Regions from separate parts of the Mus musculus genome. Here region 2 is linked to region 1. The links are chromatin loops, found by intact Hi-C in ENCODE. Cell type or tissue: heart. All regions are shown on one strand. Links, peaks and the distances in the headings refer to the core of each region. The heading gives the core; the rest is flanking DNA.

The links. A loop is a pair of places that touch in the nucleus more often than their neighbours do. Peaks named below come from ENCODE experiments on the same cell type or tissue, not always from the same donor. Only the 100,000 strongest peaks of a DNase experiment are listed, where the experiment ranks them.
Region 2: a loop joins it to region 1, with 3 times the contacts of the local background. A loop is called at or near these places in 6 of 42 quality-filtered maps.

The regions. Positions count from the first base shown.
Region 1 is chr9:62,845,282-62,849,955 of GRCm38, forward strand. Cln6 (ceroid-lipofuscinosis, neuronal 6) reads left to right here. Exons shown (of 7, transcript NM_001033175.3): 3 at 673-771; 4 at 1,685-1,873; 5 at 2,304-2,359; 6 at 3,828-3,950. It also overlaps the pseudogene Gm10653. Among named protein-coding and RNA genes, the nearest start is that of Cln6, 8.8 kb to the left of the region's middle. In heart, for the core only: a CTCF peak has its summit at 2,579 (motif pointing right); DNase peaks (open chromatin) are centred at 2,600 and 3,540; H3K27ac peaks cover 638 bases.
Region 2 is chr9:63,106,767-63,111,440 of GRCm38, forward strand. It overlaps Gm35658 (a long non-coding RNA gene), which reads left to right. Exons shown (of 3, transcript XR_870837.2): 3 at 1-1,467. Among named protein-coding and RNA genes, the nearest start is that of Gm35658, 16 kb to the left of the region's middle. In heart, for the core only: CTCF peaks have their summits at 1,929 and 2,570; DNase peaks (open chromatin) are centred at 1,985 and 2,645; H3K4me3 peaks cover 1,397 bases; H3K27ac peaks cover 1,884 bases.

The DNA of each region.
Region 1 (4,674 bases), core at 1,296-3,795:
AAACATGTACTTTGATGGCCTGTCTGGTACATGGTCTTCAGAGAGACCCTGTCTTAAGACAAAACAAACCTAGCTGCTAGGCACTTCCAGCAAAGGGGCAGGTTACAAAATTAACATACCCAAATCAGTAACCTTCTTCTATACCAGGCAGGTACAGTCCCATTCACAGTAGCCTGGAAAACAAAACAAAAAAAATGCCTTGAAATAAACCTAAGCAAGGAGTGAAAGAGCCACACGGACCTGCACAGCGGAAGGTTCAGCAGGCATTCGACGCTCCGGGCAACCAGTGAAATAAAACAGATGTGACTATGATAGTGTAGTTTGGGTTTAAAAAAAGGCCAAAGGAAAAAAGAAAGGTTTTCAAATTATGAAGGATTTTAGATTGTAAATGTGTTTTGTCCTTAGATGGAAGATTAAATAAAACATAAAACTTTAAAAAATAAAAATTGGGGGGAAAAGTGCTATCATGTAGAGGGGCCTGGATATCTGTGTATCGTTTATGACTGGGACAGTCCACTTATTGACTGGGGGACTCAGTTTCTCTCTGGGAGTCCATTAGGTCTGGGACTGCTAAAGGGGTTCCAAGAGAACACAGGAAGCGAAGCGCTCAGTGTCTGAGGGGCTGGTGTCAGTGGCCTGCAGGCCTCCCTGTGAGTGATGCTCTCTCCCCAGCTGGTATTCCCGATCCAGTGGTTTCCTCTCAACAAGCCAAGTGTCGGGGACTACTTTCACATGACCTACAACATCATCACGCCCTTCCTGCTGCTAAAGGTACAGACTGGCCTGTCTCCCTCCCATCCTCTCCGCCTCCCCCTCCCCTTCCCTCTCCCTCTCTCTCTCACGCATGCATGCGCGCACACCCGTGTCATAAGCTGTAAGCTGGTTCAGTGGGTCGGGGGCTGCCAAGCCTGATGGCCTGACTTTCCTCCCCACATGACAGAAAAGAGAAACAATGCCCACAGATTGCCCTTTGACCTTTACATGTGTACCCATATACATACGCACAAGAAATCGGTAAATGTTTCTTTAAAAATGAGGGCTGGAAAGATGGCTCGTCTGTTAAGAGTGCTGACTGCTCTTCCAGAGATCCTGAGTTCAATTCCCAGCAACCACATGGTGGCTCATAACCATCTGTAATGGGATCTGATGCCCTCTTCTAGTGTGTCTGAAGACAGCTATGGTGTACTCATATACATAAAATAAGTAAATTTTTACAAAAAATTTAAAATGAAAGACATTTCAAATCTCTAACAGTAGGAGATTACAGTGGCCTCAAGATTCAGTTTCTGTGGTTTTTAGAACTTCCACGCTCATTTCATACACCCTGACATTTTCTGTTTGCTAGGGCCTGCCACTCAAAACTCAGATCTGTGCATCATGCTAGCCCACCTAAGGCACACATAGGACACACTGAGGTAGTGGAAGGGCCAGGCCTGGTCAGGACGCCTACCTTGAAGCTCTGATCCCGCCTCTAACTCTTCCACCTCATGTTCCTGGAGAGGAAGTGTGAGTTCGTCAGACCCTGCTGGGTTTACACTCCACCATGATCAGTAGCTAGGCTGCCCTGCTAAGGAACTCACAACTTCCAGAGGGACTTTCTATCCCGTTTTTTTTTCTGAGGGAAGGGTTATCACACATCGTAATTGAGGCAGGGGCATGCCATGGCCCTCATTCTTCACCTCAGCTTATTGAGCGGTCCCCCCGAACGCTGCCGCGGTCTATAGTCTATGTCAGCATCATCACTTTCATCATGGGAGCCAGCATCCACCTGGTGGGAGACTCAGTCAACCATCGCCTGCTCTTCAGTGGGTACCAGCACCACCTGTCCGTCAGAGAGAACCCCATTATCAAGAACCTCAAGCCGGAGACTCTGGTGAGGCTGCCTCCCCTGCCAGTCCTCATGACTCCTGTAGCCCAGGCTGACCATAGATTGTATAAGTCGGCAAGGGTGACCTTGAACTCCTGATTCTCCTGTCTACCTCCAAATTACAAGCATGCACCTAAGTGAGGGAAGGCACTGTTGTCTACTGTCACCCAAACTAGTATGCTCCTAATTGCAAAGGGACACGGTGTCTGACTGGCTGTGGGGTGCACGTCTATAACCCCAGCACTCAGGAGACTAAGGGGATTGCTACAAGTTCAAGACCGGCCTGGTTTATATAGCAAGACCCAGTGACTGGCTCCTCATGGCCCATCTGGTACCCTAGGGAGGGAATGAGAATGGTGTGTGTGGGTGGAGGGTAGAGAGGGGGGCAGGGGTGGGTCCCAGCCCCCCTCACTCTGCCACCCCTGTGCCTTCTCAGATCGACTCCTTTGAGCTGTTGTACTACTATGACGAGTACCTGGGCCACTGCATGTGGTGAGTGACCGGCTGACTGCTCTAGGTTCCATCCAGGGTCCAGGCACCAAGAGATACTGGACAAGGCTCCCTGGATCCCAGGTCTCCAGCTATTGAGTGGAACATCTGGGATGGTATTCTCTGCTCAGTGAAGGTTTTATGAGTGGGACCCCTGGTCAGCATGCTAGGAAGACCCAGCTACTTTCCTTTGGCCTTAAGGGGGCCTCCTAGAGCCTCCTTCCTACATGAAGTTCCCACAGCGGCCACTAGAGGGCAGCAAGCAGATGCTCGTCCTCATGAGCCTGGGGTTGGGGAGGGTGGAGCCTAGTCCTGATAAACAAACACACAGAGAGTTGTGGGTCTGGTGCAGGAGACAGTTGTGGGCGTAGAAAGCTGAGAAGATCCAGCAGGGCCAGGTCTGGGTGCCACAGATTGTATTCCCCATCTTAGAACATTCTCCCAGGGGAATCTCTCTACCATCGCCACTACTGCTGCTCTCAGGAAAATCTCAGGCATGAGAGGTCAGAGTCAGAGACACAGGGCTCAAGTAAAGGGTTTCCTCTTCCTTCATCCTACACAAGATGAACTAAAGCCAGAGGAAAGAGGTGAGAGCAGTTGTTAGCTAGGAGGTGATGGGCTAGCACTGCGAGGCGCTTCCCTCCACACATGCCCAGCACTGGTGTCTCTGGGTCTGTCTGAGGTTATAGGTCTTCATCCTCTTGGTTCAGAAAGGCCTCTCTTGCCAGCTCTTCCTGACCTTGACAGATAGATGACTCCTCCCTTTGGAAGTAGGGAGAGGAGGAACAAGCTGAGAACTCAGGAGAGGTTGGGGGGGTGGACTGGGGATTGAGGGTCGGGGTGTCACTGGACAGAAAACGGTTGCATGTGAGCAGGAGTGATGAGCAAGTGTGCCTGTGTGTGCCTGTGTGCTTGCGCACGTGTGTGTGTGTGTGTGTGTGTGTGTGTGTGTGTTGGAATAGAAAGGGAGCCCTCCGTGTGGAGGGGGAGAAGCCATACTCTCGGATGGGATAGAGACTGTGGGCTGAGGGTGAGTGAGGGCCTTCACAGCTCTCCTTGGCTCCCCCAGCACTGTGTTCTCTCAGACCTCAGCCCTGCTGGGTAGCCCAGTAGCCAGGCTAGTGTGGCACTGGACTTGCTGGTATTTGAGGGACATGGATGGGACAGAGCCTCTCATCCCCTCATCTCCATGTGGAATGAAGGACAGGGCGGGCACCAAGCCCAGAGAGGGAAGGCAGGCAGGAGGTGGTTACCATGGCGCCCACTCCTTCCCCTCAGTTTTAACACAGGAGCCTTTGCATGAGAGTTACCTTTTAGTTTCTGTTCCTCCCACCTTGACTCTTAGGGCAGAAAAGGCTGGAAGTAGAGCAGTGTGCATGACATGCCAACACGGTGACACACTAGGACCAGTGGGAAGGTGGTGGGGACAGCCCCTGGCCAGGCGTGTGAAGCTGTTGCCTCTCTGTCACAGGTACATCCCCTTCTTCCTCATCCTCTTCATGTACTTCAGTGGCTGTTTCACCACCTGCAAGGCTGAGAGCCACATGCCAGGACCTGCCCTGCTCCTGGTGGTGCCCAGTGGTCTGTACTACTGGTGAGTGGACATTGGCACATGGGGTGGACAAAGGGCACAAGCACTAACTGAGCCACCACAGTAAAAGCCCACACATAGAAGCCGGGCGTGGTGGCGCACTCCTTTCATCCCAGCACTCGGCAGGCGGATTTCTGAGTTCAAGGCCAGCTTGGTCTACAGAGTTCCAGGACAGCCAGGGCTACACAGAGAAACCCTGTCTCGAAAAAGACCAGAGAAAGAGAGAGAGAGAGAGCTGTTGCTAGACACCTTGAGAGGTGGGGATGTTTATGTTGTTACCCTCAAAAGGGAGAAAACAGCCTTGAAGTTGTCATTCAAAGTTGTTGCATGATGTCCCCAAGGTCCCAGACCTTGGTTGTAAAGCTGGAGTCCCTTAAGTGAACAGGTCGGCATTAGGGTGCCCTAGAGGCAGACAGGTAACCTTGTAGAAGCTACCAAGTGCCTCTGAGTGTTCTATACGCGGGGTTGCAACAACTCTAGATGTCAGTGGTCCAGCCTTCAAGGGGACAGTAATGACAATAGTCTCCATGTCTTGGGATGGAATCCCCAAACTCAATTGTCTCCAGAAACCAAGCTGGCAAGAGATGAGGCCCCAGGGAGTATGCGAACTGAGACCATGTGTTGCACGGTGTTCTCTGCAAAGAGTGCATTCTCTTGCTCCTCCAGAGCCAGTTTTTATCACGTGGAAGTGTTCTAATGCGGTAAGAAAAGCCAGAGAGATGGCTCA
Region 2 (4,674 bases), core at 1,313-3,812, 260 kb after region 1:
GGACTTGAACTCAGGTCCTCAGGAAGAGCTCTTAGTGTCTCCAGCCCCAGGCCACACCTCCTAGTCCTTTCCAAACAGTTCCATGAACTGTGGATTAAGCATCTAAATATTTGAGCCTATGGGGGACCATTCTCATTCAAACCACCCCACCACAAATGACAAGAAAGGCTGTTTCAACAGTTGACAATAAAGAAGGCATGACAGTGTCTTATGAAGGAGTTAACACAATGACATGGATCTGTAGACGGCTGCCAGCCATTCAGAGCATAATCAAAAGGAACAAGCTGGCACACATGAACATAAATGTCCACATACAATGTTTGTAGACATTTCATTCATAGTTGTAGCTGAGGATGGGGCTCTGTTAGTAGAACTCTTCTCTAGCATACACGAAGCCCTCTCTTAGTCCCCAGCACCACATAAACCAGGCATGGCATAGTGGCAAACTCCAGAAACTCTAGACCTTAGGTGGTGGAGGCAAGAGATCAGAAGTTCAAAGTCCAACTACGCAGGAAGTTCAAGACCAGCCTTAGCCAAAACAACAAAAGACCCTTTCCCAAAACAACAAAAAGTTTCATTCATGATTGTCAAAATGGACAGCAAGATGGCTTGGCAGGAAAAGATGCTTGCGACTAAGCCTGTGTTCTATACAGGGTAGAAGGTAAAAGCTCCCCCTGCAAGCTGTTCTCTAACCTCTACACACACAGTAATGGTACATCCACACCTTTCCCTCACAGGAAATTCATTAATTAATTATTCTTAGGGTTCCAATTTCTGTGATGAAACACCATGACCAAAGGCAACGTGGAAGGAAAGAATTTATTTCAGCTTACACTTCCACATCAGTCCATCACAGAGAAGTCAGGGCAGGAACTCAAAATTGAGCAGGACCATGGAGGCAGGAGCTGATACAGAGGCCATGGAGGGCCACTAATCACTGGCTTGCCCCTTGCGACTTTCTTACCACATCCAGGATCATCAGCCCGCAGGTGCCACCATCCACAATGGCTGGGTCCACTCATATAAACCATCAATCAAGAGAATGCGCCATAGAATGAGTCTATTAGTCAACCTGGTGGAGGTATTCTCTCTTTTGAGGTTCCCACTACCAAAATTACTCTAGCCTGTGTCAGCTTGACATAAAAATTAGCACATAAATTTAGTAAAAAAAAAAAAAAATCAAAATTAACAAAGATACCATAATTTTCAACAGTTGTAGACAATTCAAAAGGTGAATTAGTAAACTGAAGTTCAACAGTTCAACAATACCATGGGATATAATTAAGCAGACTTAATAAATGAGCTCTCAGCTATAAAAACAAAAACAAAAACATGAAAGAAACTTAAGAACATACTACTTAGTGAAGGAAGCCATTCTGAAAAATTCACAAAGGGCACTGTGGAATAAACAAAAACATAGAGATGAAAACATAAAGAAATAAAAACAGACAAAACCAGAAAACTACAGTGCTGCTCTGGGGCTGTGTCTTATTTTTCTCCCTGACGAAAGCAATTTGAGAGGGAAAGGGTGCATTTTTGCCACAGTTCAAGGTGGAGAAGTCAACTCATCTGCTGCCCAGCTCTGGCTCTCCATGTACTTGGTCCAAGATCCTAGCGCCAGGAATGATTCTGTCCACAGTGGGTGAGTCTTCCCACCTCCATTAAAAAAAAGTCAAGATAGCTGGGCGTGGTGGCACACGCCTTTAATCCCAGCACTCGGGAGGCAGAGGCAGGAGGATTTCTGAGTTCGAGGCCAGCCTGGTCTACAAAGTGAGTTCAAGGACAGCCAGGGCTACACAGAGAAACCCTGTCTCAAAAACCAAAAAAAAAAAAAAAAAAGTCAAGATAAGTCCCCACAGGCATGGCCAGAGGCCCATCTTGGGGTAACTCCAGAGCTTACCAAGTTGACAATTAACATTAACCAGCACAGGCTGAAGGGGGAGCAGGATTCTGCAGTGACGGCTGCCTTTGCCAAAAGCTGATGACTTTTCAGTACAGATCGGCCCTTCAACCGAGTAGTGAATAGAAATGCAGAGATTCTGTGGATCCAGGGTTAGAAAAGCAAAAAGCCAAACCAGAGGAGCTGGGGATGCTGGGAAAGAGGCCCGAAAGGGTATCCTACAAGTTTCTGTTAACCTAAAACTGCTCTGAAAAGTGGGTTAAATATCAACTGTACAATGGTGGGACCCCATTGTTAATCCATGTGGCCATGCGTGCAAATACTGGGCAAAGTATGGGGATGGGGGGCGTACAACCAAAACGAAAGGCTATGGTCTACTGTGGGATCACAGGAGCTCACTCTGCAGGCTCTCCTTGTCCTTATTTTCCAGAACAGGAAGAGCTAGGGGCGGCAGGGAGAGCAGGAGCGAGCTGTGCGCTTGCTTGGCGGGACGCCTGTCCTGGCCAAGCATCACTAACCCGACAGAGGATTCCTTGCGTGCAACTGCGGGTGCACACCCCGGCCGGTGCGGGCGGTCCCCGAAGGCCGGTCTAGGGCCCACGATGTTCTCGCGCCCCTTTGCGGGAAGCAGCCGCTGGGTCATCCCCGCAGTGCTTTCGGTTTGCTGGAATGTTCCCCCAACTGCAGAAGTGCACTTTGTTCCCGAGTGGGGGAGGGGCAGCAGGACTCAGCTCCAGGGCGCCCTAGGACTTGGAGGGCGGCCAGCTTTCCGTTCCCAGGGTGCCTTCTGGCGGGGGCGGGGGTTGTCTGCATCCCAGCTGGGCAGCTGGAGGATACTGGACCCGCCTGGACTTCAGGGCCAGCCCTGCCACCCACTAGCTTCATGTTCTGCATCAGGGGTTTGATTTCCTCATTTGCAAAATAGGGACCTGAATAATGTTGACAGCACGCACTACCGGCCTCTGCCGTGTTCCTCTGCGTGTACCTTCCTCCCAATATCCCTTTGAAGTGATACTGTTAACGTAATAAGGTAATTATACTATTAGTTGGATAATTCTCCCTGGCTGCCCACACCCTTTGAACATCACAGATGCTCTGGTCACTGAAAGGCTGGCCCAGCCTCCTCCCAGTAATAAAATGTGTACTATTATTTTCACTTTAAAGATGAAGGCAGAGAAGCTAAGAACAGGTAAGTCACTTGTGGAATGGCACAGTTCCCAAGTGGCCGGGCCATCCAGACATAAACGCAAGCAGTCAGCTGGAGGCTTTCCAGCTCTTAAAATGCAAATACTGCCTTCCTACTGCTGGTTCCTGGAGGCCCTTCAAATTCAGATAAATATACTTATTCAGTCATTTCAGGCTGGGTGTGGTGGTGCATGCCTGTAATCTCAGCATTCAGGATGCTGAGGCAGGGGGAATGCATGTTGGAGTCTAGCCTGGGCTATACAGTTAAGTCTAAAACCAGCCTGAATTATAAAGTGAGAATTTGTCTCAAAAATATGAAAAGTTTGTATGTGGACGCTTAGCAGGTATAAACCTTAGGACCTGAGTTCCATCCCAGGAACCCATGATGGGAGGAGAGAAGTGATCCTTGCATGTCCGCAGACCTCCACACACGTTAACAGTCTCCTTCCTCCCTTCCTTCCTCCCTTCCTCCCTTCCTTTCTTTCTATATTTACTTTTGAGAAAGTCTCACGGTATAGACTGGCTGTCCTAGGACTTGCTATGTAGGGCAGGGTGGCCTGAAACTCGGAGGTCTGCCTGATTATGCATCCCAAGAGCTGCATGCACCACCATAATGGAAAATATATGCACTTTTATAAAAATCAAAAGTAAATGAAGCAGGCCTCCCAGCACTTGAAAATAAATGCATGCCAATCACTGTGATCTCCAGGTCAACCAGAGGTACTCAAAGGATCTAAAAAAAAAAAAAAAAAAAAAAAAAAAAAGAAAGGAAGAAAAGGAAAAAAAAAAGAAAAAGAAAAGAAAGGAAGAAAAGAAATCCAAATGAGTAAGTAAAGAGAAGCCGAGAGAGACAGTGCTGTACACACAGCCCTTTCTAAGGGAGGGATTGTTACTAATACTTCTTACTAAGGAATGGTGCTTATCACCATCTCAGACCTACCATTCTCAAAATACCTCTTAATACTTCCTGCGTATGTGTGTGCATGCAAGGGTGTGTGTGTAAGGCCAGGATCTTGCATGTTAAATCATGCAAGCATGCTTTTTCACCTGGCTACATCCCCCAGACTGACTGCTTCCTTTTATTGTATTTCCTAAGAATGTGGCCTCCTCCAGTGGCTGATGGTACAGGCTAGCCTTGAAGGACAGGAGCCAACTTGGGTAATTCAAGGAGCTTTCAAGCTGTGAGGGTGTAATGAGCAGCAGGTAACATGTCACACCCACTGTGGAGTCTCTCCTGGAGTTCAGCTACCTCCTGCACTGTGCCTGTGGAACTCCTGCTCGCTCCTGCACGCTCGAGAGTGCGCGCGCACACACAGACACACAGACACACAGACACACAGACACACAGACACACACACACACACACACACACACACACACACACACACACGCACGCAGACTGCATGCAGAAGGCAGAGGTGGCTGTGGGTCAGCTGCCCTTCATTATAAACAAATGGGAGGTTGATGTCAAGGCGCACTTGTGTGTTGTCACAGGTGCATTTACCATCCTCTGTCACAGGACTGAGAAGCCATGAGTAGTCACTCATGTCCATCTTCTTCCTGTAAGTGTGAAGTCTACTGATGTTTTG